3 separate regions of the Homo sapiens genome follow, and all the other regions are linked to region 3. A link is a loop called in an ENCODE intact Hi-C map of the cell type or tissue named here. Cell type or tissue: CD14-positive monocyte. All regions are shown on one strand. Links, peaks and the distances in the headings refer to the core of each region. The heading gives the core; the rest is flanking DNA. Region 1 overlaps PPIF (peptidylprolyl isomerase F). Region 2 overlaps ZMIZ1 (zinc finger MIZ-type containing 1). Region 3 overlaps ZMIZ1 (zinc finger MIZ-type containing 1).

What was found. Hi-C counts contacts between places; a loop is a spot of excess contacts. Peaks named below come from ENCODE experiments on the same cell type or tissue, not always from the same donor. Only the 100,000 strongest peaks of a DNase experiment are listed, where the experiment ranks them.
Region 1: it touches region 3 in a loop (3-fold over the local background); 20 of 110 quality-filtered maps call a loop at or near these places.
Region 2: it touches region 3 in a loop (4-fold over the local background); 19 of 110 quality-filtered maps call a loop at or near these places.

The regions. Positions count from the first base shown.
Region 1 is chr10:79,349,744-79,357,591 of GRCh38, reverse strand. It overlaps PPIF (peptidylprolyl isomerase F), which reads right to left. Exons shown (of 6, transcript NM_005729.4): 3 at 7,839-7,848; 4 at 6,009-6,105; 5 at 5,200-5,275; 6 at 2,258-3,885. The coding sequence ends at 3,750. Among named protein-coding and RNA genes, the nearest start is that of PPIF, 6.2 kb to the right of the region's middle. RefSeq lists cis regulatory regions at 1,043-1,543, 3,003-3,503, 3,009-3,509, 3,012-3,512, 3,071-3,571 and 3 more and an enhancer at 5,372-5,872. In CD14-positive monocyte, for the core only: no CTCF peak of the experiment used is centred there; DNase peaks (open chromatin) are centred at 1,781, 3,238, 4,301 and 4,911; H3K4me3 peaks cover 3,235 bases; H3K27ac peaks cover 4,418 bases.
Region 2 is chr10:79,235,611-79,243,458 of GRCh38, reverse strand. All of the region lies in intron 7 of ZMIZ1 (zinc finger MIZ-type containing 1), which reads right to left. Among named protein-coding and RNA genes, the nearest start is that of PPIF, 110 kb to the left of the region's middle. RefSeq lists silencers at 303-592, 863-972, 1,023-1,162, cis regulatory regions at 227-727, 236-736, 293-793, 872-1,372 and enhancers at 664-1,615, 2,656-3,283, 3,284-3,912, 5,799-6,427, 6,428-7,056. In CD14-positive monocyte, for the core only: no CTCF peak of the experiment used is centred there; DNase peaks (open chromatin) are centred at 3,978 and 5,918; H3K4me3 peaks cover 754 bases; H3K27ac peaks cover 3,808 bases.
Region 3 is chr10:79,289,989-79,297,836 of GRCh38, reverse strand. It overlaps ZMIZ1 (zinc finger MIZ-type containing 1), which reads right to left. Exons shown (of 25, transcript NM_020338.4): 10 at 6,661-6,878; 11 at 5,481-5,679; 12 at 4,184-4,456; 13 at 1,184-1,366; 14 at 147-224. Among named protein-coding and RNA genes, the nearest start is that of PPIF, 54 kb to the left of the region's middle. RefSeq lists cis regulatory regions at 3,205-4,035, 3,320-4,081 and a silencer at 4,689-4,748. In CD14-positive monocyte, for the core only: a CTCF peak has its summit at 4,656 (motif pointing left); DNase peaks (open chromatin) are centred at 2,086, 3,516, 3,896 and 4,586; H3K4me3 peaks cover 450 bases; H3K27ac peaks cover 5,000 bases.

The DNA of each region.
Region 1 (7,848 bases), core at 1,536-6,535, 60 kb before region 3:
CTTAAAGATGGCACAAGTGAGCGGTAGCAAGGTTTATTGTGAAGAGGGAAAGGACAAAGTTTCCACAACACGGAAAGAGACCCGAGCCAGTTGCGGCTGCTGGTTGGGATAGCCAACTTTTATTCCCTTATTTGTCCCCGCCCATGTTCCATTTCTGTCCTATCAGAGTGCCTTTTTTCAGTCCTCCCCACGAATGGCTACTTTCAGAATCCTGCTGATTGGTCCGTTTTACAGAGTGCTGATTGGTGCATTTTACAGAGCGCTGATTGGTGCATTTTACAATCCTCTTGTAAGACAGGAAAGTTCCCCAAGGGATGTCCAGCTGGCTTCACCTCTCAGAATTATTATTTTAAAATTCAGATTCCTAGATGCAAATATTCAAAAGGCGTCTCAGGTATGGCCAGAAATCTGCATGATTTACTGGCACTCTGTGATTCCTAGAAGCATTGCTTTAGGCCTTCCCAGACCTACGAAACCTTTAAGAAATTCCTTTTCATGGAGCAAGATTCTTTAGAACCCAGAAGCATATTAGAGCCTCACACATTCTCACACATGCCACACTGGAGAAGCCAGACATGAAAAAGTGAACCCTGCTCAATACCATTTCTACAAAGTTCTAGAACAGGCAAAATTACAGGGATAAGATCCAGTGGCTGCCTGGGAAGGGGCACAGAGAGAACTTTCTGGAAAGACGGAAACATTCTGTATCTTAATTTGGTGATAGATATTACTAGTATATGCTTTTGTCAAAAGTCATTGATGTGTACACTTGAAGTGACTTTTCTTGTACGTAAATATACCTCAATGAAATCATTTTGAAAAGCTATCACATCACAGAAAATAAAATTGATGTTTCAGATTTTTTTTAAAAATCGTGTGTACATGGCACCACTTATGATTACATCTATGAGTGCATGTGTAAGACTCACTGCCTCATTTATGCATGAGGTATTGAGTGCTCACTGGCCAGAAACAAGCCAGTATTTTATTTGTATATTACTTATGTTCTTGCTTTATGCAAGAAATATGACTAGGCTCAGGCCTTTGTGCAGGGAGCTCAGGGAATGAGCAGCACAGGGAACGGCCCTGCTTTCAGGGAACTCGGTTTTTAGGAGATTCCTGCATGTTTGGTGCACCCTCACCTCACCTTAGACTTCTCTGGGTGGAGATACACACACATAGACACACACACATACACGCGTGCACACACACACACTCTCCTCAGCAAGAAGGAAACACAATGACTAAACATAAGCCCCAAAAGAGGAAACTCCAGAGGGAGTGAAGCTGTGGGCTTTGACCTCAGAGATCAGTTGTGCTCTGAATGTGTGTGGCCTGAGAACCTTTGGCAATATGTCCCCCAAGGCACCTGTGCATTCTCGAAGGCCCCCAACAGAAATCCCTGCAGACTGCCAAAAACCCTGGATTCTAGCCCGTTTTGCCAATTGATTCACAGGGTCACATGGGACAATCATAATCCCTCTTGGGGTCTCAGTTTACCCATCTGTAAAGTGTTGGACTGGATGAGAAATTACTAATTATGATTTGGCTCAAGATCCTATTCTTCAAATGAAATCCCTTACAGAACCCCAATATAAATGGAGGGCATCTATGACTGCAAATGGGGTTCAGGGGCCCATGCTCCTTGTGTCCTCCTTGTCTGCTTTGAGGACTCTTAACGCTCTTGATAATTGTTTTAAGACTACTTGTCCTACTGAAACTGACTTCATGGGAACTCTCCATGACTCCAAATGACCCGACCCCAGTCACCATGACCTCAGAGTGACTCCATTAACCTAAGACTACACATAACCTCACTCAGGGAACCCCAGTGAGAAATAATTCTGTTAGATGCCCTCAAAAGGGCCCAAATTTCCTCTGAGAACTGCCTGCCTGACCACTCAACTGCCGGGCCACACCACAGCCCTGTCTACCTAGGGAAGCTCTTACCTCCAATCCTGCCTTCCCTGTGAATTTGGAAACACCTAGAAGTCAATTCCAAATGGAACTGGCTTATCCTAGGAAGTCCACTCCTAACCTCAGATGATGGAGGCTCCTTTGCTCTGGCATCCCTCCTCCTTCCTAAGACCCTGACAGGGGAAAGGTCATCATCCTTGTCACTCCAGAGTGCTTAGGAAGGTGCGCCAGACACTGCGTTATGCACTTCACGTGGATCACCACCCTACGAGGTGGGCCTTATTGTTAACCCGTGTTAGGATTCTTGTATTGCTATAAAAAAATACTTGAGACTGAGTAATTTATTATTAAAAAGGTTTAATTGGCTTATGGTTCTGCAGGATGTACAGGAAGCATGGTGCTGGCATCTGCTCAGCTTCCAGGGAGGCCTCAGGAAGCTTATGACCATGGCAAAAGGTGAAGGGGGATCAGGCATGTCACATGGTGAAAGCAGGAGCAAGAAGGGGGCAGGGGGAGGTGCCACACAATTTTAAATGACCGTATCTTGCAATAATTCACCATCAAGAAAACAGCACCAAGCCATGAAATACCCGTCCCCATGATCCAAACACCTCGTAGCAGGCCCCACCTCCAGCACTGGGGATTACAGTTCAACATGAGATTTGGCTGGGGACAAATATTCAAACTATATCGCCTCCTTATGCAGCTGAGGGAAACAGACTTGGGGTCACTAAGGGGAGGAGCTGGGATTCAGGGTGGAGCCAGTGCTCATGGCATAGGCTATGGGTGCTAAGGTCGTTTGTCTGAGCCTCATCTCTAAGGCAGGGAGGACAAGTTGCCAGCACGATGACATGAAACCATCCACATGAACGTCCTGAGCATGGCATCTGCCACGGCGAGCTCAGTAAAGATCAGCTCCAAGTCACAGACCCCTCTTCCAGAAACCAGGTACCAGTCTTCCATAGAAAATAGGATTTATTTTCACATTTAAGGTGAACACAAATCCATGTTCCAGAAATGTTTTATGCATAACACATCATGAGTAGATTGAATTTCTTTAACACACAGAAAAATCAAAGCCTACCAGGAAATGCTTCCCTCCGGAGCACAGGAGCTTACAGGCCACTTCTGTTAGCAACACAGGAATTCACATTGTCTAGGCACAGCTCAAGTGAGGTTTGTTCCCAGGTTCAACTGCTCCTACCCCCATGGGCCCTCCTCAAAAACGACAGCAGCAAACCAACAGGCTTCACAGTAACCAGGAGGAAAGATCTCAGCGGGGGAACCTTCACAAAAGCCCTGAGTTGTGTTTCAAAAGCCAAGCTCTGGGGTCTGTGGCCTGTGTCACCAACTCAGGTCACACCACAGCACGGGGAAGTTAGTGTTGCAGTTTCACTTCTAGTCAATCTTGTTAATTAAATTATCCCAATTAGGAAGACAATATTAAACAGGTATTAGAGTCCTTTTGCAAAACTGACTGTCCCCCTTGGTCAAGGAAAAGACTTTCACTTGGATGGCAACCCATCACCATCACCATGTCCAAGGCACAGATGAATCTGGGCTGGGCAATCACAGGCAATGCTTGACAAGGGGTGGGTGACATCATGTCCACAAAGATGCCCAGAAATGAGGTCGTGAGGAAGGGTGGGTATTAGGAAGCAATGTGGTGGGTCCTGGCCGAGGTCTAACATCCCTAGCAGCCTTCCTCAGGCACACTGTGACAGTGGAGTGGGCACACGTATCGTTTCAGGCACCTTGGCTGACAGCCCAACGCGGCCACCTGGGTGCATGGACATTTGCAGCTGCCACCATGCCAGCACCCTGGCCACAGATTAGCTCAACTGGCCACAGTCTGTGATGACAATCTTCTTGGATGTCCTCCCACTCTTAGAGCCGAAAGATTCTATTTTCTTCACGACGTCCATGCCCTCTTTGACGTGACCGAACACAACATGCTTGCCATCCAACCTGTGAGGACGGGTGACCCGGGTGAGCAACAGTGTAGCGCAATGTCATCCAATGCCATGGACCTGGTCATGGAATTAGTTACCGAAAACAGCAATTCTGAAAAGAATCCCCATGGAATAGCTAGATCTACCCCCAAAGCTCGATCAAGCCTTGTTGAGCGCCCCAAATACACCCCAGAGGATGCCTGGCTTCCAGGACACATTCTGTCACTCATGTTGTGACCTTGCCTCAGGCCATGTAGCCTGAATCCTGGTAACCCCATCTATCAAAAGTGGAGTATTCTTTGTTCTGCATGGGGAGGTAACAGGATACTGAAATGCTCTGAAGAAAGAAGAAGTCCATACAAATGGAACCACGTTAACGGTCATGAATGATGAGTCAAGAGTCAAAGGAACAAGGGTGGTGAAACTGCAGGAGTCCTGGGCAGCTCTCAACCCGAGAGAGTCCAATAATGTAAAAGGCGGCTCAGTCCAGCTCCAGCGAAGCTGGCGTGGTTCCAGCCAAGAGCAGAACTGCAGGATCCACTGGGGTCCCATGAAGGAGCAAAGAGCAGGCTGAGCCAGCAAGGACCTGCCCAGCCCTGCCGGCCACATCTCTTGGGCTTGGAGGCTGGACACTTCTAGTGTCTGCCCCACCTAGGTCTCCCTAAAATCCTCGGAAATGGGCTTTACCAAGTCAGCTCCCAGCCAGTTCATCCCCAGGTGCCCCAGGGCTAGGACATTTGGGACTCTGGCCAGAGAAATTTATCCCTTAGAGGAAAATGTACCAGGAAAGAGACATCCCTAAAATCCATGGGCATTGAAAACAGGGCCCTTACAGGCCTGTGGCTATCTGCAGGTTTATGATAATACAGAGGCTTCATTTGGAAATTTGCTGATATCCAAATGTCTGCTGCAGCATTGCCAAGGCTCAGCCCATGGTCAAGACAAGCCTGGGAAACTCCAGGTTAAAACCACACAAGTGGGCTTCTACTCAGTCCCTCCTGAGGCCTCATAATATGTTTTGCAACATTTCCCAAATGTATCTGGTAGAGAAACCCTTTCGTGTGTGCGTGTGAGCAGAACACACTCAGAAAATTCCAGGTGACAGCAACAATGGGAACCCGAACCATGACAGAGTTGCAGGAACAACCCCAATTCTCCCTTGATCCTTCCACTAACTTTCTCTTTCTCATACAAACACACAGCCTGGGAGAGGGCCACTGTCCCAGAGCAGAAGGCCTGGCTGTAAACTGCCTGCCCCTAAAAGTGCACGAATCCTCCTCCAGCTGCAAGGCTGCCCGCATTCCCAGAGGGCCTGGGGCAGGGAACTCACCAGTCTGTCTTTATGGTGCAGATGAAGAACTGGGAGCCGTTGGTGTTAGGACCAGCATTAGCCATGGACAGGACACCTGCAAAAACCAGCAGGGCTGAGCCACGCTGCCCCTGGAGGCACCTGCCTGGGAGGGCATTTGAAAGGGCAGACGGTGCAAACCACACCAGGGACATTCGAGTCTGCAGATCCTGGGACCCAGAAGAGGAGAACCAGGGCCCGATACCAGCCCCCCAGGGTATGCCTGCCTTTGCTGCCTGCTAGTTCTCAGTGGGGTGGCCTGAGAGGACAGGGCCTTGTGGAAGCTCTCAGTGGTAGAGCTGGGGCGGGACCTGGGGCAGGACCCCAGGACCTGACCTCCAGACATCTCCACATTCTACCTTGGGTCTTATAGGTGACACGATGCTGCCACAATAACCACTCTGGCTTCCAAACCATTTGCTTTTTATCTAAGCAAGATTTTAAATAATCCTCAAAGGACCTAAGGACCATTCTGCAACAATTCTAAGTGTCCTAGAATTTCCAACCCGAAACTCAGAGGACAAACAGGGAGGTGGCCAGGGCCTCCATTCTGCTTAAAGGTTCTTCCACAAAGTTCCCAAAGGAAACCCTGCTTTTTAAACTGAGAGATGAGAAAACTCTAGGGAAACTCAACAAGCCAGAAATGCTGAGACAGCCTACAGTGTCGCAGGGAGGAAGGAGACTCATCAGATACTGGACGGTGACTGCATGTGGCCTCTCAGGGCCTGCTGGGGCTTCCAGGCCAGGTCAGAGCTGTGGGGACACTCACCCTAGAGGAGGCCCCCACTCACCTGGCCCCACGTGCTTCAGTGTAAAGTTCTCGTCAGGAAAGCGGCTTCCGTAGATGGACTTCCCGCCTGTGCCATTGTGGTTGGTGAAGTCGCCCGCCTGTGAGCACAAAGCACCTTCTGAGTGGCTACCATGGAGCAGGCGGGGGCCACGGCCCTGGCGCTGGCAGCAGCCTCAGCCCACCCAAGCCCACCCAGTTGGCGCCCCTCAGGTAAAGGGGTCAATAAACATCCAATAAAATAAGAGCTAATAATAAGAATAATAAGCAAAAAAAAAAAAGACAAAACTTAAATATCTTTTGTCACCGTAACTACCTTTGTTTCCAAATGACTTACTTTTTGTCTGAGCAAATTTTTAAGTAATCTTCAAAAGACCTAAAGGCCATTCTGAGATGATACTTAGTGACCCAGAATTTAACCCACTCCTCCTGGAGGGCAACAAGGAAGAGGCCAGAGGCCCCCCAGTTCCCGAGTCTAGTCTGTGGGAGTACCAGCAGCTGGTCCAGACCAGCTCCCCAGGCCGAGTCCCCTCACTGTCCGCGCACTGCCCCTTACCCAGCCCAGCAGCTTTCCCAACCCTTGCAGACCCAGGACAGAGTCTGCCCAAGGCTGACATCTTTCCTCAGGCCTCAGCTAAGGCCCAGGCAGCCGTGGCCAAACCTGCATGGGGCACCCATGGCCAGAAGAGCCTGGTAGCAGCCCCTATGCCTAGCGCTGCCCAGCCCAGGCCATGGCTGGCTGCTGTTTTCCTGAGATGGGATCCGTGGGTAAGAGAGGGGAACTGACCAGCCCAGCTGAAGCATCCACAGGTGTCAATTAGGTGCTCCCTAATTGATATCCCTCCCAACGGATGACTCAGGACTCTGGTCTGGACTCCCGGTGCCACCGCCTTGTGCCAGGGAGCCCTCCCGCGCTGGAGTTCCCACCCTGGCTCAGGACTTCCACCTCAGCTCCTACTTTACCATCAGCCTTAGGGCTGGGCCAGGCCTGCCGTCCCTGTGTTCACCCCGTATCCAGGCTTCGCCGCACATAGACGTCCAGTCCCAACCCGCTGCCACTTACCACGGTACGATGACGGCCACTGGGTCAGGGTGGAGGGAATGGGGAGAGAATTCCAGGCAGGAAGGTCTTCAAAGAGGTCATGACAGCCATGCCCCTGCCTCCAGGCTCTGCCTGCCCAGGACACCCAATCCCTGATCTTGAAGGTCTGTGCTAATAGAAGACCAGCCCCAACACCACCTGGGTCCTGACCCACAGGAAGCTCCTGCTACAACACCTACCCCCAAACCTCTGACACAGCAATACCAATGCTTGTGAAAACTGAGCATGACACATGACCGAAAAACATTCATTTCACCGAGAATAATGCCTTTCTCTGGGAAGGGAAGCCCCAAGTCCTGGCGTGTGTGTTCCTGCCCTGGACCTGTCTTCCTCCTCCGCCTCCTCCACTTCTCTCTCTCCCTCTCTTATCTCCCACACCAGTGCTCAGGGGCACACAGGGGACAAGGTCAGAGACCACTGGAATATGCTGGCTCTTCAAAGTCTTCAAGGCCACCCCCAGCACATCCATCTCCCAACCCAGCTCTCTCTTGATAGACTCCACCTCCCAGTCCCCCGGGCAGGGCCTGCCACTGACCTGGAGTGGCAGCGGGTTGGGGCTGGGCTTCCATGTGCAGTGAAGCCTGGATACAGGGCTAATGCAGGGAGGGCAGCCTGGCTGACAGAGCAACTGCAGCTGCTCTGCTCAGCACCTTCCTCATACCAGGCATCTTCACACACCCACAAGGCAGCTCCTGCTCTCATCCCCCCTTACAGAAGAGGAAACTACATTACCTGGCACATG
Region 2 (7,848 bases), core at 1,481-6,480, 54 kb after region 3:
GTCCGGCTACCGCACCGCACACATCAATTATTCATCGCCCGTCTCCAGCTTCCCGGGCGAAGCCAATCATAGGCGGAGGCTCCGCTAATGGGGCCGCCGCCGCCGCCGCCGAGGAGGCAGCCAGCCGCGCGCCCGGGCGCAAGCGACAGCTCTCCAGGGACGGGGATGGGCCGGGGGCGCGCGGGGGGCGGGGGCGCACGGGGCGCGCCGGAGAAACTTCCCACGGCCCGCGCTCTGCGCCGCGCTCGCGGACCCTGCGGGCGTGACCACCCACCCTGCGTGTGCCCGCGTGGGGCTGGGGGCTCCGGGGGAGGCCAGGCCAGCCGCGGCGGGGGGAGGGGAGGGAGGAGGAGGAGGAGCGCGGGAGGAAGATGAAAGGCGAGCAGACCTGCCTTGGCGTCTCCAGGGAGCCCCGGCTCGCGCGCGCCCTCCCCGCCCCGCGAGCCTCGCCGTCCGCACCCCGCCCCCCAGCCCGCCGCCCGCACTCACTCGCGCGCGCAGACCGTCAGCCCAGCCACTTCGCTGCGAGGGAGCGCGAGCGAGTATGAATCGGAGGCAGCTCACATTTCAAACTTGCACGCAGGGGTGGTGCTGGTGCACGCCGCTGCCGAGCGAACGCACGACCCGACGAGCAGCACTCCAGCCTCCGGGCGGGGGCGGCGACGAGGCCCCTTTCCTTCCCCCGCCCAGGCAATTAATTGGAAGCAACACTTGTGCGAGTGGGGCTCCCGGAGCGCTGTCGCCCGAGGAGGCCGCCGGGAAGGCGCTGGCGGTGGATGACTTCGGGTGTCTCCCGCCCCCCAGCGAATCCTCCCAAGTGGGCATGCTAATGAGGGTCCACGGCGGGGAGGGGGTGGAGGAGGGAGCTGAACTGGAGGGGGCCTCGGCCGGGGGGAGGGGAGGGGAGGGGAGGGGAGGGCGGGGCTAGGCATCCAGATTAAATCTCGGTTTAAAGGATTTTCGGAACGGGCTACGGGGTGGAGAAGGTAGGCGGCCCGGCATCTTACTTCCCTGACCCTGGGTGCCCTGGCACCCCCGGGATTCCCCGAGCGAGGGGCCCAGGACAGGGTGAACACGCGCACGTACGCTCCCGCTCCCCGACTTCGGGGAGTTCCTGTGACCAGGAGCTGGCGGCAGGAGGGAAGCCGGGGGCGGCTGCGCGCGGCCCTGCCCCGCCCCGGGAGCTGCTGCCTTCCTGACATTGCATCCTGTGGTGGCCGAGGCCTCTTCCTTCCAGCCAGTCTGTCGCAAGGGCTCCGGGCTTTCAGCGCTTGCTCACCCCCCACCTCTCTGCCCCTTAGACACCCCTGGAAGCCCACCTGCTGTCCCACCTCCAGAGATCTTCGCCCCTTCCTCTTTCGTGGGCACTCCCTGTCATCATTACCCCCTCGGGAGAAACTGTATTTTATAGCTCCCTCCCCCAGCCCCACCCACCTGCCTGTGAAAGTTGCTTGTGTGGTGACCTAACTGCCCCAAACACTTAGGAAGGTAAGTGAGTCCCCATCATTCATCCCCAAAGAAGGGCAGCCATGACTGTCTTTAAAATCTCCTCTGTATTGGACTGCCGTGCCCTGCTGCCCTGGCCAACACCGGGAGCTGACCAGGTTCACTGGCCTTTGAGGTGACATCTCCTGACTCCATCCCCTCTTCTCAGCCTCAGCCTCTGGCTGGCCCCTAAACCTTCCTGCCGGCCCTGGAAGTTGCTGGGACAAATCACTTATCTAGAAATAATGTTCTTGCTCCTTGTTTGACATAAATCGTTAGCAGGCTCTAATCCCACCCACTGCCACTTGAAATATCGCTTTCAGGATGGCATTTGAAAATGCAGTTGTCATGGGCTTTCCCTCCGAGAAGCTGGTTAAATGGATTAATTCGTACTTCATAACTTGAGCCTTTTGGACACGAACTAGCTTCCTGCAAGAGAAATTAATTGGCATCCCCTTACTGGCAGGCCAACCCCAGGGCAGCCAGGGGAAGGACTTCCCTTCAGCTTTGCACAAATTCCAGGCTCTGCTTATCCTCACCTCCATCTCATCTCCTTGTAGGTTATTATGGCTTCTTTGGGGACAGTCATTTACTCACTGAGACATTCACTGGGGCCCTGCCCTCCCAAGCAGCACCGCAGGCAGGGGTCCAGTGAAGACTCGCCCATCTCCCCACTGCAGATCCTCCAGATGACTGACCTACTCTAAAGCCCACTGCTCAGCAAATGACACCCAGAAAACAGATGTGGTGGGACAATATGGCTCACGTGTTCCAAGAGAACACTGAGATGGATGTACCTAAGATCTGGTTTCTACTGTTAATCTGGTTTTTAACAATGTCAACACTTGGACCTCCATTATCCAGAATCCAAAGAGCCACTATCTGAAATAACCAGAACACAAACCCTTCCCCATTCTGTGCAATGGCAGTTCACTATTCTAATCTGATCCTTAGTGCTTTCTGAGCCACCAAAGACCCGCATGTTTGGGACTTCCAAATTCATTTTTGAGATATCCTATATGTGTTGGTACCATGTGGCCAGCCCCAGGAGCTGAGTTCAGCAAAACCACTTTGGTAGGTTGAGCCAGAATTTGGACTGGAATTGAGCAGAGGTTTATACCAGAGGGGGACAGACCTGGTGGCATTGCCCAGGAAACTTCAATAAAGACAACCTGCCAGTCTCCCTACCCCATCTCCCTGTTCTCCCAGGTACCCACTCTGGTAAGTCATAGGGTGGGGCTGGAGAAGAGAATTAATATACGCTCCTCCGGCTTGAGACCAGAGATTTTAGACTTTCCCCAGGTAAGCAAAAAAAAAAAAAAAAAAAAAAAAAAAGATAAATACTCTTCACTAGATTTACGTAATTAGGAAAACAAATTGTTTTCAAGCATCCATTCACCAGACTGCACGGGAGGCCTTCAGGCCAAAGCTGGGGTTTTCAGATGCTAATTTCAAGGCTCTCTCTGGCCCACTTGGTTAGCAAACTCTTTCTAGTTACACGCCTCCGGTCTACAGAAATACGGGCACTCCAACCAGTCTCTGCTTCAGAGGGCCTTCTCCACTTGTTCCGAGTTCCAACTCCACTTCTCCAACTTCCAAAGATTTGCTCAAAAGCCTGGGGCCCAAAGCAGCCCGCTCCACCCCCTTGATAAGGATCTACAGCAAAGAGGCCGCAGACAAAGGCGCTCTCCACCTCAGCTCACAGGCACTTGGTGAGCTCTCTGAGTGACCTCGGCAAGGGGGGCATAGCCCCAGGGGAATGACTTGGGAGAGAGAAGAAAGGAAGAAGAAAGGGCGAGCTGCAGCCCCCGCGCTGCGGCTCCTTGATGAATGCCCGCCAGCGCTTGGGAGGCCTGACGCGAGGATCAATAGCGGGTGGCTTTTCTCGCGGGTGTTTGAACTCCTCCTGCCGTGGGCCCTGGCGAGGAGGAGCCGCCGATAAATCACGGCGCTGCAGCCGGGAAGGCAGTGGTGGCTTGCTCGGGAGAGCAAGGGGAGGGAGGATGCTTTACCCAGCTGGAGGAGCCTGCCATGCGGAGCCTGCCTCTGCAAGACCAACTGGGTGGGGTTGGGGTGGGGGCGGGTGGGGACCCTTCCAGTCAAGCTGGGGGCGCAGACAGGGGCCTTCTCCAGGGCTCCCCTGTTTACCCACAGAGGGATGGGCTTCCTGGATCCTGTCCCAGCATTACCCAGTAAAAAGAATCAAGCCACCTAGGATGTAGGTCACCCAGGGGTCAAAGTGGTTCTGGGCTGGGTCACCTCCTGTATAAGGCTTTGCATAGTGGGAGGCCTGGGGGCTGAGAGGCCACTAGCAAGGAAAGACAAGCATACAAAAGCCAGGCTCCCTCTGACCGCTTAGAGGGAGAACAATGAAGCCAGGGACGGCTCTGCTGGGTGCTGGGTTCTGAGACACAGAGCTCTTCTTCAGGCAGGGTCTGCTGATTCAGCAGGGCTGAGCAAGGATCCTATGACTCGGAGATGTCACCCATGCGGGCGTAGGCGCTCAGAGGGAGGGTGAGGTGGACAAGGAGGCCCCAGCCACGTGTCCACGTGAGAGTGACAGGCATGAGCTCAGGCCCTGGGAGCTGCCTGGGCCATCCACCTTCACATCCCTGGTCCTTCTCAGGACACGTGGGAGTGTAGAGCATAGAGTGGGCATTCAACAAATGGATGCACACATACCGGGGACCTGGCATGGAGCAGCTATCACACAGCCAGCTCAGTTGCCCAAGGAAGGCTCAAACAGCAGCCCTGGGGCATGAGACAACTCAGGGGCTCTGCCTCCAGAGACCCCTTCCTGGGGCTTCTGCCAACCTCTGAGGGGTCAGGGCATAAACTCTCATGTGTCTTTATGACACTGTTCTCTCTGTCCCCACTCCCTTTCCCCCCTCATCCTGGTCAACCTCCTCAGGTCTTCACTTAGTCTTTAAGATGAAAGGGACAGTTGCGGTTGAGCTCCTGGCCAATGCAGGCATCCCCACCAGACCTCAGAACCCCTCCTGTGTCCACACACGGGGTCACAGAGCTAGGGGCCCAAGCAGGATCCTGGCCTCTGCTCTCCTGGTGTAATAAGCAGCTCATGGTTACTGAGAGCTTGCTGGTTGGCAGGCACACTTCCAGGCATTTTCCAAGTATTAACAATCCTCACCACCAGACCTTTCTGACAGGAGCTATTTCCACTGTACAGAAACTAAAACAGAGGCGCAGGGAGGTTTAGACAATTTGCCCAAGGGTTTAAATGACTTGGCAATCCAGTTCAAAAGTATGCATTGATAACCATCACATATTCCCAAGGTGGGAGTCTAGGATCCAGAGAAGGAAGGTGACCTCCAGGTCACACAGTCAATTAGAGCTGTGATGAGAGCTCATGCCCCCAACTCCGTTTTATATTCTTTCCCTCATACCACATTACAAATACTGAAATAGTTCTTGCTTCATTGTGTTTCTTTTTAGAGTTTAGCATCTATGCATTTGTAAGCATTTGTGTGACATTTTGAGTTTGCTGGGGCTCCACCTGAGTGGGGGACAGGGACACGATGCACAGTGAGACCTCCATGCCTCTTAGCCTCCTGCCACTCTACCCCGCTCCCCTTCCTGGGCGTATCCTCCAGCAGGGCCACTCATCCTGGACCCAGGCTGCATTCCCAGAAGTCTGCATTTGGCTTCCACCCAAATCCTATAATCGTTTCATTTTGAAAACAATACCACCCGGTGCCCCACACCTCCACTCAGTACCTCCGAGAAGTTCTACAAGGGCAAGGTTACTGGGGTTCCAGGAAAGCATCCTGCCAGGCTAGAGGAGAAGAGAGGATTCTGAGGGGAGGGGGCACGTGAACCAGACACAAAATGATCATTCAGAGGAGCCTGCTCAGCTACCTGCTCAGCCCCAGGCTACCGAGCGGGGAGGGGGCAAGCGGGGAGCCGGTAGGGCTTGGGGCTGCCCCCAGGGCTAGGGCGGAGACAGGAAGGAACTGGCCATGCTCTCCTGGCTAACTGAGGCGCTGCAGAGGGAAGGGAGGAGCCTGGATTTGGAGGCTGAGGCTCAGGAAACAAGTTCTGACTAGCTGGTGGCCCTGACGAGCTGTTAGGCTTTCAGAGCCTCGACCTCCTCCTTTGTAAAACAAGGGTGAGACCACCTAACACCAGGTCCTAGGAAAGACCAATTGAGAAGCCATGGTGTTAGGGAGTGAACTGTGTCCCCACAAAAAATGTTGAACTCCTAACCCCCAGAACCTGTGAATGTGTCTTTATTTGGAAGGAAGTAGGGCCTTTGCAGATGACCACGTTAAGATGAGGTCATTAGGGTGGGCCCTAATCCATCAGAACTAGTGTCCTTATAAAAAGAAGTTTAGACACAGAGACATGCATGCAGGGACAATGCCACGTGAAGACTGAAGTTATGTTGCCACAAGCCAAGAAACTACCAGAAGCGAGGAGAGAACCTTGGAGAAGATCCTTCCCTAGAGCCTTCTGAGGGACCTTGGCCCTACTGACACCTTCCTCTGGGCTTTTAGGTCTCCAGAACTGTGAGACAGTGAATCGCTATTGTGTAAGCCACCCGCTGTGTGGCACTTTGTTATGGCAGCCTTAGCAAACTAAAATGGAGGATCCGTTAAAACCTAAGTCACAAAACATTCTTCTGCTTAAGACCCTTCCTCATGTTGCTCTGGCCCCGTTGGTGTAAAATGCAAGTCCTTGTGGCTGAGCCCCCCGCGTGACCCAGCCTCCAGTCTCCGTCATCTCTCTGACCTCATTTCCCTCCAGTCCCCCTCGGCTTACTCTGGTCCAGCCTCGATGCCCTTCTAGCTGTGAATGCACCCGATGCACCTCCAGGGTTCTGCCAGGAATGCTCTTCTCCAGGTGGCCCTGGCTCCATCCCCACATCCCCGCATCCTGCAGGCTTTCCCTCGGGGGACCCCTTGACTGGGGAGCCCCCGCCACCACACTGACCACAACTCAGCCCCCTCTGACATGCCTGTGAGTCTCCTGACGTGGCTTTGTCCTTAGCATTGTTGGCTGGTGTATTTCAATTATTTACCTTGTTTAATGCTGTCTCCCTCACTAAAAGGCAAGCTCCATGTCAACTGGGACTTTAGTCTGTTTTGGATGTGTTATATTGACAGTATCTAAAATATGCCAGGCAGATGCTTTATAAATATTAGCTGTATGAATGAAACAAGGACCAGCTGCCTGAATGAATGAGTGAACCAAGAATGATTGAATGCACAGTGAACAATCACAGCCTCTAAGGGTGTGTGGTGGCCCTGCTGCCCTGCCCGGAGCCTAGGTCTCTGACCTGCTTCCTAGAACGTGGGTTGTTTCTCAGGGGCAGGCAGCCTGTTCAGACAGGAAGCTCAGGCTGGTTAACAAAGGGGCTGCTGGAGGTGGTGGGGAGCGCGCCACCCAGGTCTCTAATGAATCTCTTCCCATTGATTTCTGGAGTCGCCTTTGAAGGGAAGAGACGGCAACGGCAGCTCGAATGTCCGTGCCTCAGCAGTCCTGGGGTTTCATTGCTTCTCCCAGGACACAGCTTTGATGGGGGCTTCCGAATGGCCCCAGGGTTGGACTGACATAAGCTCTCTGCAGTTGGAAATGCAGTTTGCCTTCCTGCCGGACTGTCTGCCTGCCTGGCTGTGCGGCACACCTCCCTGTCTGGGCTGGAGCAGCCAAATTCTGTTCCTGATGCTTCCCAGACAAAGGCTCACAAGGCAGCTGAGCACAAAGCTTCCACTTTGCAGCGGAAGAAAGTGAGGCTCACTTTGGGAAAAGATTTGGGGCCACTCACACACTCTGGCCCAGGCTGCAGGACCAGGCAGGGCTACTATACCAGGTGTCCCAGCCACCATCGGACCCATCGTGCCTGGAAACCATGTGTGGCCTATTCCTTCCAGCCCCTTTCTTGACAGAGCCTCTACTTATCCATTTGCAATCAAGCCAGCTCAATCGACATCAGAGTAAAGAGGCCCTTGTTTCCCTCTTCAAATGAGGAAACTGAGGTTCAAAGAGGAGGCAGGGACTGCCTCCAGTCACATGGCATATTAATTGTAGAGCCAGGACTAGAACCCCAGACTCCTGGCTTGTTCCACGGCCCCAAGCTGTCTATCCTGGCACTGTATTCCTGCCAACTGTAGCGTCCAGGGCATGCCCTGCAAACTGCAAAGTGCTAGGCAGATACGCTCTTCTAAAGGACTCTTGCCCATCAGTTGCCTCTTTTTTCCCAGCACAGTGTGGGATTCTGATGGGATGGGTCCATCCTACCCGGTACCTCCTGCTCACAGGGAGGTCAGGGCTAGACCTGGACTTGTCGGCTCTTTCCCTCACCTACTGTGGGAATCACATGCATCCTGAAGATGGGTGGGTGAA
Region 3 (7,848 bases), core at 1,956-6,955:
TCTGTCCCCAGGACAGGGGACCAGGGAGTGCACCCCCACCCATGGGCCCCTTTGAATGTCCAGAGAGGCTGGAGCAGGAACAGTGAGAACCTTTAGAGGCAACAACTCCCTGTGGCTTAGAATTTGTAAATTAAATTGGAACATACCCTGTTGACATTCCCTTGGCTGTAGTTACTGTAGCTGCTTCCCGAGAACGTGTTATTTTGTCCATTAAACTGTTCTGGCTATTAAAACAAGATAAACAACACTGAGTGGGGGGCAGAAAAGCCATCAGAAGCCCGCTCTCCCTCTGGACAGTAAAATCTACCAGGAGCACGGGGATGCTACAGGGGCCCATCCACTGCTGGGTATATTGAGTGAGCAGGGCGGGACAGCTACACCTCAGGGACGGCATTTTGCCTCTCTCTGTCCCTAGCTATTAATTTAGCAGAAGTTACAAAAATAGCAACACCTAGTATGCTGAAGTTGGAGCAAAAACGGTAAACCTGTTTGGTAGATGGCCATAATAAATTAGCATGATTTTTGGCAAATAAATGTAAAATAATAAAGTGTCTTCTTTACTCCCAAGAAAATAATCCTAAGGAAAGGAAAGGCTATATGCCTGAAGATACTCATCATAGTGTTATTTCTAAAGTGAAAAATCAGAAGCAACCCAAATACCTAACAGAAGGAATAATAAAATATGATATGGTGATCTCAGCAGAATATTAGGCAGCCATTAAAAGTAAAAACCCCAGGGGCTCTAGTAGCAGTAAGTATCATCCTTATTATGTCATGTTAAGTAAAAGGTACAGATTCAAAGTTACAGCTGTAATAACAATTTTATAACATGTTAGTGCCCACCTGCACATACAAAGTTTAGAATGAAATGTTAATATATACAGGGGATGTGTGTTTTTTTAATAAAATATATTTCCTTTATTATTTTGTGAGTGCCGTGAATAAGAAAAGGAGAAAAAAAAACCATCATCCGAGACGAATGAGAATAGGAACTGAGAAAAGCCACTCTGACATTCTGGCCACCGAACTTCGCCCTGAACACATGGGGACGTTCAGAAATCACCCACCCCTCGCTGTCCTTGGGGCAAACACACGCAGGGTCAGAGTGATCCCGGTGGAGTTAGGGGAGTGAGGTGGTTAGGAGGGAAGGGGCCCCGTGGGTGGTGGCGAGGCTGGGACTCACCTTGTAATACTGCCCCATGTTGACCGTGGGGGGCGGGTACTGCCCGGAGCTCGGCTGGCTGGGCATCCTCTGTCCTGGGTAGTTGGGGGAGGTGAGTGGCCTCGGGGGGTTGGGGGCTGGGTACTGGCCTGGCTGGGTGGGGAACTGGCTGTTTGGTCCATATTGCTGGTTTCCATAGTTGGGCTGTGGTGGGAGAGAAAGGAGAGGGGAAACACGTTCAATGTTGCCAACGTCACATAGCCAGGTCACCTGAACAACGGGATGGGGCCCGCCTCTCCTCATTTGCTCCTGCTGTTTCCCACCCACAAAACCAGATAATGCTTTGGGCCCCTTCTCGTCCTGACATCCAGGGGCATTTTGTTCTGCCTGTCCAGATCATAGGCCACCTCCCCTTGAGGCCGTTCTTCCTGGAGCACATGTGCCCCTGAACTCCAGGGACACTTTCAGAGCCTCTTGCTCACACCATTATGAGGGGCCTGATTCTAACTCCCCCGACCTTTGTGTCTCTCCTGGTGCCTGGGTTAGGGCTGTGCTCCCCAATGTGTACCCCAATGTGACAGAGGAACACAGTCAACAGGATGCAATTCCAGAAAGGAGCCCCCTGTGCCCCTGCATTCCAAGGCTGAACTTGGGTGGCATTGTCCTCGTACTCCCCTCAGAGCAGAACACACACCTAGTGTTCAGTTCTGGGCCATCGACAACCTGCCACCTGTGCAGGAGGTGGGAGAGCCAGGTTGGTGAAGGAACAAGACAACTTCTCCCGGGACAGACAATTTAGAGAAGAGGAGAGAGCACCACCCTCCAGCCACCTTCCCTGTCTGGAAAATCAGGTGACCCTCACGGCCACATGACATCCTGTGAGTCAGTGGTTTCTTCTTCCCCATCTGAGTGTCTCTCTTGCCCAGAGGTCCTGTTGGTGGCTGTGCCCCAGTGCCTGGGAAAATACCCTTAATACTTGCTCAACAAACGAATGATGGACTTAGGGATAAATGTCAGAAAGTGTCAGTGTGGAAGAATCTACAACTCACGTTGTTGCAACATGGTGGCTGCTCTGGGTGACAGTGAGGCACCCACCACAGGAGGTATAGAAGACGTAGCTGGTGCCTACCTGCCCACCAAGCTAGAGAAGAGAGTCCTCTGTGGGACCAGATGACCCAACCCCTGTCCTAAGGCTCCAACAATTCAAATATTGTATGAACAAGCCATGGCAAGGGGAAGGAAGGCCAGTCTTCCAGACAGGATCAGGCCGCATAGGCTGTGACCACCCAGTGCTGTAGCTGGGTAGCAGCAGCACTCTATGAAAAGGATGATTAATTTAGTAAAAATATGGAGAGCCTTTGGTGTGCTCTCTTTAGGCAGGCAAGAGCCATAAGCATGGCACAGGTGCAGGTGCAGGGGTGACACCAATGACCAGGAATTCTGCTGAAGCCTCATCCGAGATTGCCTCCTTTGGCGTGGGCTAACAGATGCACCCCCAGCACAGCCAGTGGGACACTGGGATTTTGAGCACAGGGTGGCTGAGAAAAGGCCTAGAAACTGCATGGGGCCTGAGTGCCAGGAGAGGTGCCAATAGCTTGAGGCTCCCCCAAACTCAGGACCCAGGAGCCAATGGTCCTTCTCTGGCCCCTCCCTGAACTAGTGTCCACCAGGTGGAGGGTTGGGGCTTGATCCAGCTTCTTGGATGCATGAGGAAGCCCCTGACCCCCCCCCCTCTCTCTCCCCTCCTGAACTCAGAATACCTCCACTTGTTGCCAAGCCTCCCCGCCCATCCTAAGGTGGATACTGAGGGGAAATGTGCAGATCTTCAAGGAACTTAAGGTCTTTGGAATCTAAAGCCGCTGTGAACCCAAGGTGAAGGCCACAGAGCTGAGAGGAGCTAGGAGGAGAAAACTGCTCTGAGAGTGGGCATGCAAGCTGGGAGGGAGGCAGGCAGAGAGCTGGGCACACCCTGCTCAAAAAGGGGCTTGGTCGTGGGGAGCAACCAGGGCTTCACGAGGGGCATCTGCAGAGCCACGTCCCTACGTCTTCTGCAGGTAAACTAAATCCTTACCTGGGTACCCAGATGGGCCAGCTGCTGCCAGCATCATTTTCTGAGGATTTACTTGTGACACACCCTCCAGGAAGCCTGCCTTCTCTGACTCATATTGAGTTCTGTGCAGTCTGCTATGCTTCATTCCCTGGTGAGTCTCTGCTAAAAACTTTTCTTTCCTGCTAAAACCTCACTTCCCAGAGGGCAGGAGGTGTGGGTTTTACTTCCCCAAATCTTCCCCAACACCTTGGCTGAGCTGGCTGTGCAGCCCAAGAGGCAGTGCCACTTCCTATACAGTGACCAAGTGTGGATGGAAACAAGAGCTAAGAAACACGCTGTCTGCCTTCCAGTCACTTCCCTGACGGGTCAGTCCTTATAGACTGGAAACAGCTGCCGGCCTTCCAGTCACTTCCCCAACGGGTCAGTCCTTATAGATTGGAAACACGCTCTCTGCCTTCCAGTCACTTCCCCAACAGGTCAATCCTTACAGACTGGAAACACGCTGCCTGCCTTCCAGTCACTTCCCGGACGGGTCAGCCCTTATAGACTGGAAGCATTTTGTCTCAGCTCTCTTTCTTGGAGAGGAGTTGGGGAAGCTCTCATGTGGGCAGGAGGAACTAAACCCAGGTCACCCAGTTAGTGGCTGAGCCAAGACAAGAGTCACTACAGTAAGAGGAACTGCTGCTTGCTGAGTGGCGGCACATGCCAGCCCAGGGCCAAGCACTTCACGGACACCTCCTCAAGTCCCTCAAGCAGCCCTAGGAGGCAGGGTGACTGGCTCGAGGTCTTTCAGTTGGGAAACAGCAGAACCAGGTCTCAAACCCAGGAGCACCTGACCCCTAAGCCCCTGCCTCTTTGTCCAAGTGTGCTGGAGTCCAAGCCACACCCCTTCCAAAGCCGTACCCACGGCCCATGTCTTCAAGCCCAGGTGTCCCAGTTCCCACCTCCCAGGCTCCCACTGCTGCACTCACCTCTCCAGGGTATGGCCTCTTTATGTTCTGAATAGGAAGGGACTGGGGCCGGGGGCCCGGGTAGGTCTGCTGGGGCATCCGCTGCCCGTGTGTGCCAAAGGGGCTGATGCCGGGCGGCCGGGGCTGGTTCATGCCCATGGGAGGGCCGCTCATCCCCGAGGGCGTCATGCCAGCCGCCATGCTCGCGGGGTTCATGCTGCCCCCCATGGAGGCAGGCCCCCGCGGCCCGGGCTGGTTCATGAATTGGCTGTTATACGCCTGGGTGGGACCCATCTGGAAAGAGGAACAGACCTTCAACGGGAGAAGAAAAAAAAAAGAATAAAATGCCACATGCATTGAAAGTGCAGGGAGGGAAGGGTTGGGGAGGTGGAGGAGTGGGGAGGGGGCACTGTCCTGTGCGGCAGTGACTGGTGACCAACCAGGCCCCAGGGGAGCAGGATCCACCCAGGCTCACTGCTGCCCTCTGCAGCCGCACAGGAGAGATGCAGCTCAGGGGTGTTAGGGGATGGGGTGGGGTGGGGTGAGGTGGTCACTCCGATGCACAGGCAGCATTTCCAGGGAGGGAGGCAGGCAGAAAACCAGGAAAGTGTGCAGGGACAGGGAGGGGTATGGGAGGGTGGAGGTAGATGAGGGTGGAGGCAGGAGCCCGAGTGAGACTGCAGCCCCTTTCCTGGAAGCCCTGGCCCTGCCCTTGGTCCTGGGCCAGTGGAGGCACACCCTCCATCCCCAAAGTTGGCCTCAGCCCAGCTTCCACTTCTGCCCCTCTGCCCTGCAGTTCCCACCTCCTCACCTCCTGTTCTGCATTCCTATGGGGGCTCCCCTCTCCTCATCCCCTAACCCATCCTTCAGAAGGTCAGGGAGCAGCACTGGGGCCTGCGCAGACCCACAGATAGGGTGACTAGGAGGGCACTGGTCTCAGAGGCAATCCAGGAGACAGACCGGTCACAAGACTATTTTTAGACATTGAGCCCACTCCTTGGTGAGTTGGGGGCCCAGAGAGCCATGTAGAACCTTTTCCCCATATGCAGTTGTACATGAGCCACCAACACACAGAACAAACACCAGCACCCATACACCCCACCACACCCAAGCACACTGACACGCCCCATTCTAGACATGCGCCATTCTAAACACACAGACCTCCACATGCTTCCATGAAAGCCCAAATGCACCCTAATGCAGTCAGCTCTCCCAGCACACATGGCCCCATAAGCACTGACATCCCAACTCTGGTTTCCCAGGGCTGTCTGCCTGGCTGGCTGGGCAAGGCTGGACCAGGATTAGTGGGAACCCTTACCGGTCCATACTGGTTTATATCCTTGTTCTGTGTCTCCTGCAGGGCTGCCACAGTGGCCGTGGCTGTGGCTGTAGCTGTGGCTGCTGCTGCTGCCACTGCCGCTGCTGCAGCGGCTGCCGCGGGCTGAGTGAAGTCAGCAGGCGGCCTGGTGTGCGGAGGGATGCCCATGCCTGCGGGGGCGTTAGGACCCCCAGGGTAACTGCAGGGGGAGAAGGGTGGAAGAGTTAGGTACTGCCTGCATCTGAGGGGAACTGAGGGCAAGCTGTGGGCTGGAAGGGAGATGATGGAGCTGTACCCAGAACCTAGAGGGGACGGGGCCTCTTGGGATTGGCAGCCATTCATTTGTGCCACTTGGCAACGACCAGGCTGCTGTGCTCCTGGAGCCCTTGGGGGTGCCTGCACCCTCACTGCATGCTGTCGGGGCCCTGGTGAGCCCATCTTCTGAAGGACACTGAGTCTCAGAGAACCTGAGCAACTTGCCCAAGGCCCTGCAGCATTGATGGCGGAGCTGCGGCTGCAGCTGCAGGTGTTTCTGATCCCTGTGTTTAACCACCAGGTCATATAGCTGTGCCAACCCCAGGCCAGAAACCCAGCCAGGGCTGGTGAGGGCTGAGGCCAAGGTGGGGGTCTTAGGCAGGGCGGGGTGGAAAGAGGAGAATGGGCACCTCTGCTCGCCTCACACCACTCCCCAGAGCTCCATATCCTGGGAGTCCCTGCCCTTTTCTTCCCAGCCAAGGGACTCGCAGTCTCTGCATAGTTCTGCTTTCACCAATCAGCAAGGCAGAGCAGATATTCCCAGACTGCTTCACTGTCTTTGGGCAACTGGACCCCATCTATACCTGCTCTTCGACTTTCCCAATCCAGATTTTCTCAATATTTTCCTATTCATTAAAGACAAAATTTAGAGAAGGGTTGTTTTGAGGTTTTGAGGAGTAAGAATGTCACCTCTCTATTTCTACGAGTCTGACGACTGTCAGAACACAGGCCAACTGCTGCAGCGCCTTATCTGCAGGCCAGCCCTGGGAGCCAGGGATGACTGAGCCCCTTCAACTCATGTAACAACAGAGGATAACTTCTCAGGGCAGAAAGCGTGGAGCTGGGATTTAAGTGGGTCCCTCCCCACTGGAAGGAGGAAGAGGGGTGGCGTCCATGGCTTCTGCCACAGGTCAGCCCTGCTCACCTGGCCCCAAAGCCCCCGCTGCCGGGGTAGTTGGGCCGGCCATACATGCTCTGCTGGATGTAGGGCTGAGCGGGGCCAGCCTTGGCTGAGAACTGCTGCTGCTGCCCCGCAAACTGTGGGGAGTTGAGGCCTGGGTTGCTGGTGGTCATGCCCGACGCCATGGGGTTGCCGCCTGGATTCATGGGGTTGTTGGCATTGGCCATAGGGTTCCCAAGGACCTGTGGGCAGAGAAGTGGTTGTCACCTAAGGTGCTACCCGAGGCAGTGTGGAGAGGAAGAGGGATAAATGAAGAGGGGAAAGGGAGAAAGAACAAAGTGGAGGCAGGACAACAGGGAGGAGGAAAAAAATGGAGGGTGGATGAACTATTCTGAGTGTACCGGTGATAAGGAGCGGGCCTGGGCGGCAGGTGGCGTGGGGGATGAGAACGTCAGCCTTGTGATGGAACAAGCTGAGGGTATGACCAAGCCCCACAAAGCCAGTTCAAGCGGTCCCCAGGGGCTGCGCAGCCCAGTGAAGGGAGAAGAGGCTGCTCTTGTACCAGGTACCCGTGGGGAGAGCCCTGGCCATGAAGCCTACTGCCCCACAAACGAGCCTGGATGCCAGCGTCTTGTCACACAGGGGCCCCAAGGCCCCTGGCTGCTGCTCTGTGAGGGCCAAGAGGAACCCACCCTGCTAGCTCTGGAGGGCAGCAGGAGCAGGCGACAACCGGTCAGCCCAGTGGCTCCCTCCAGGGTGACAAGCAGCCCTGAGCCTTCCATGTAGCCACAGAAAAGGCTGGCAGAGGTCAGACAGGTGGGAGACTCCCTGACTGGGCAGAGGAGGAGTGGAAGAGAGAGGAAGGAATGAGAGGGAGGTGGGTCTGACTAGGGCAATGGGGAGTAGGGAGTTGTCAGAAGTCCAAGGCACAATATTTTGATGAAATCCAACTCAGGCCATACATCCAGGGTCAGAGACCTCAGACCTTGGAGCCCTGAAGCCAGTAACACAGAGGAAGTTCTCCTGTTTACCAGAGCAAATGGGCTAGGGAAGAACCCCTTGCTGTCTGTCAGATGAATGCCATTCCTCCAGAAAGGCCTTAGGATGGGGACAGTCCATAGAGGCTGCCCTCCTGAGGCGGGTGCAGAGCCTGCCAGGGGTGGAGACGTGTCCACAGCTGGGTGTGCCCTGGAAGCTGGTCTTTCCAGCAGG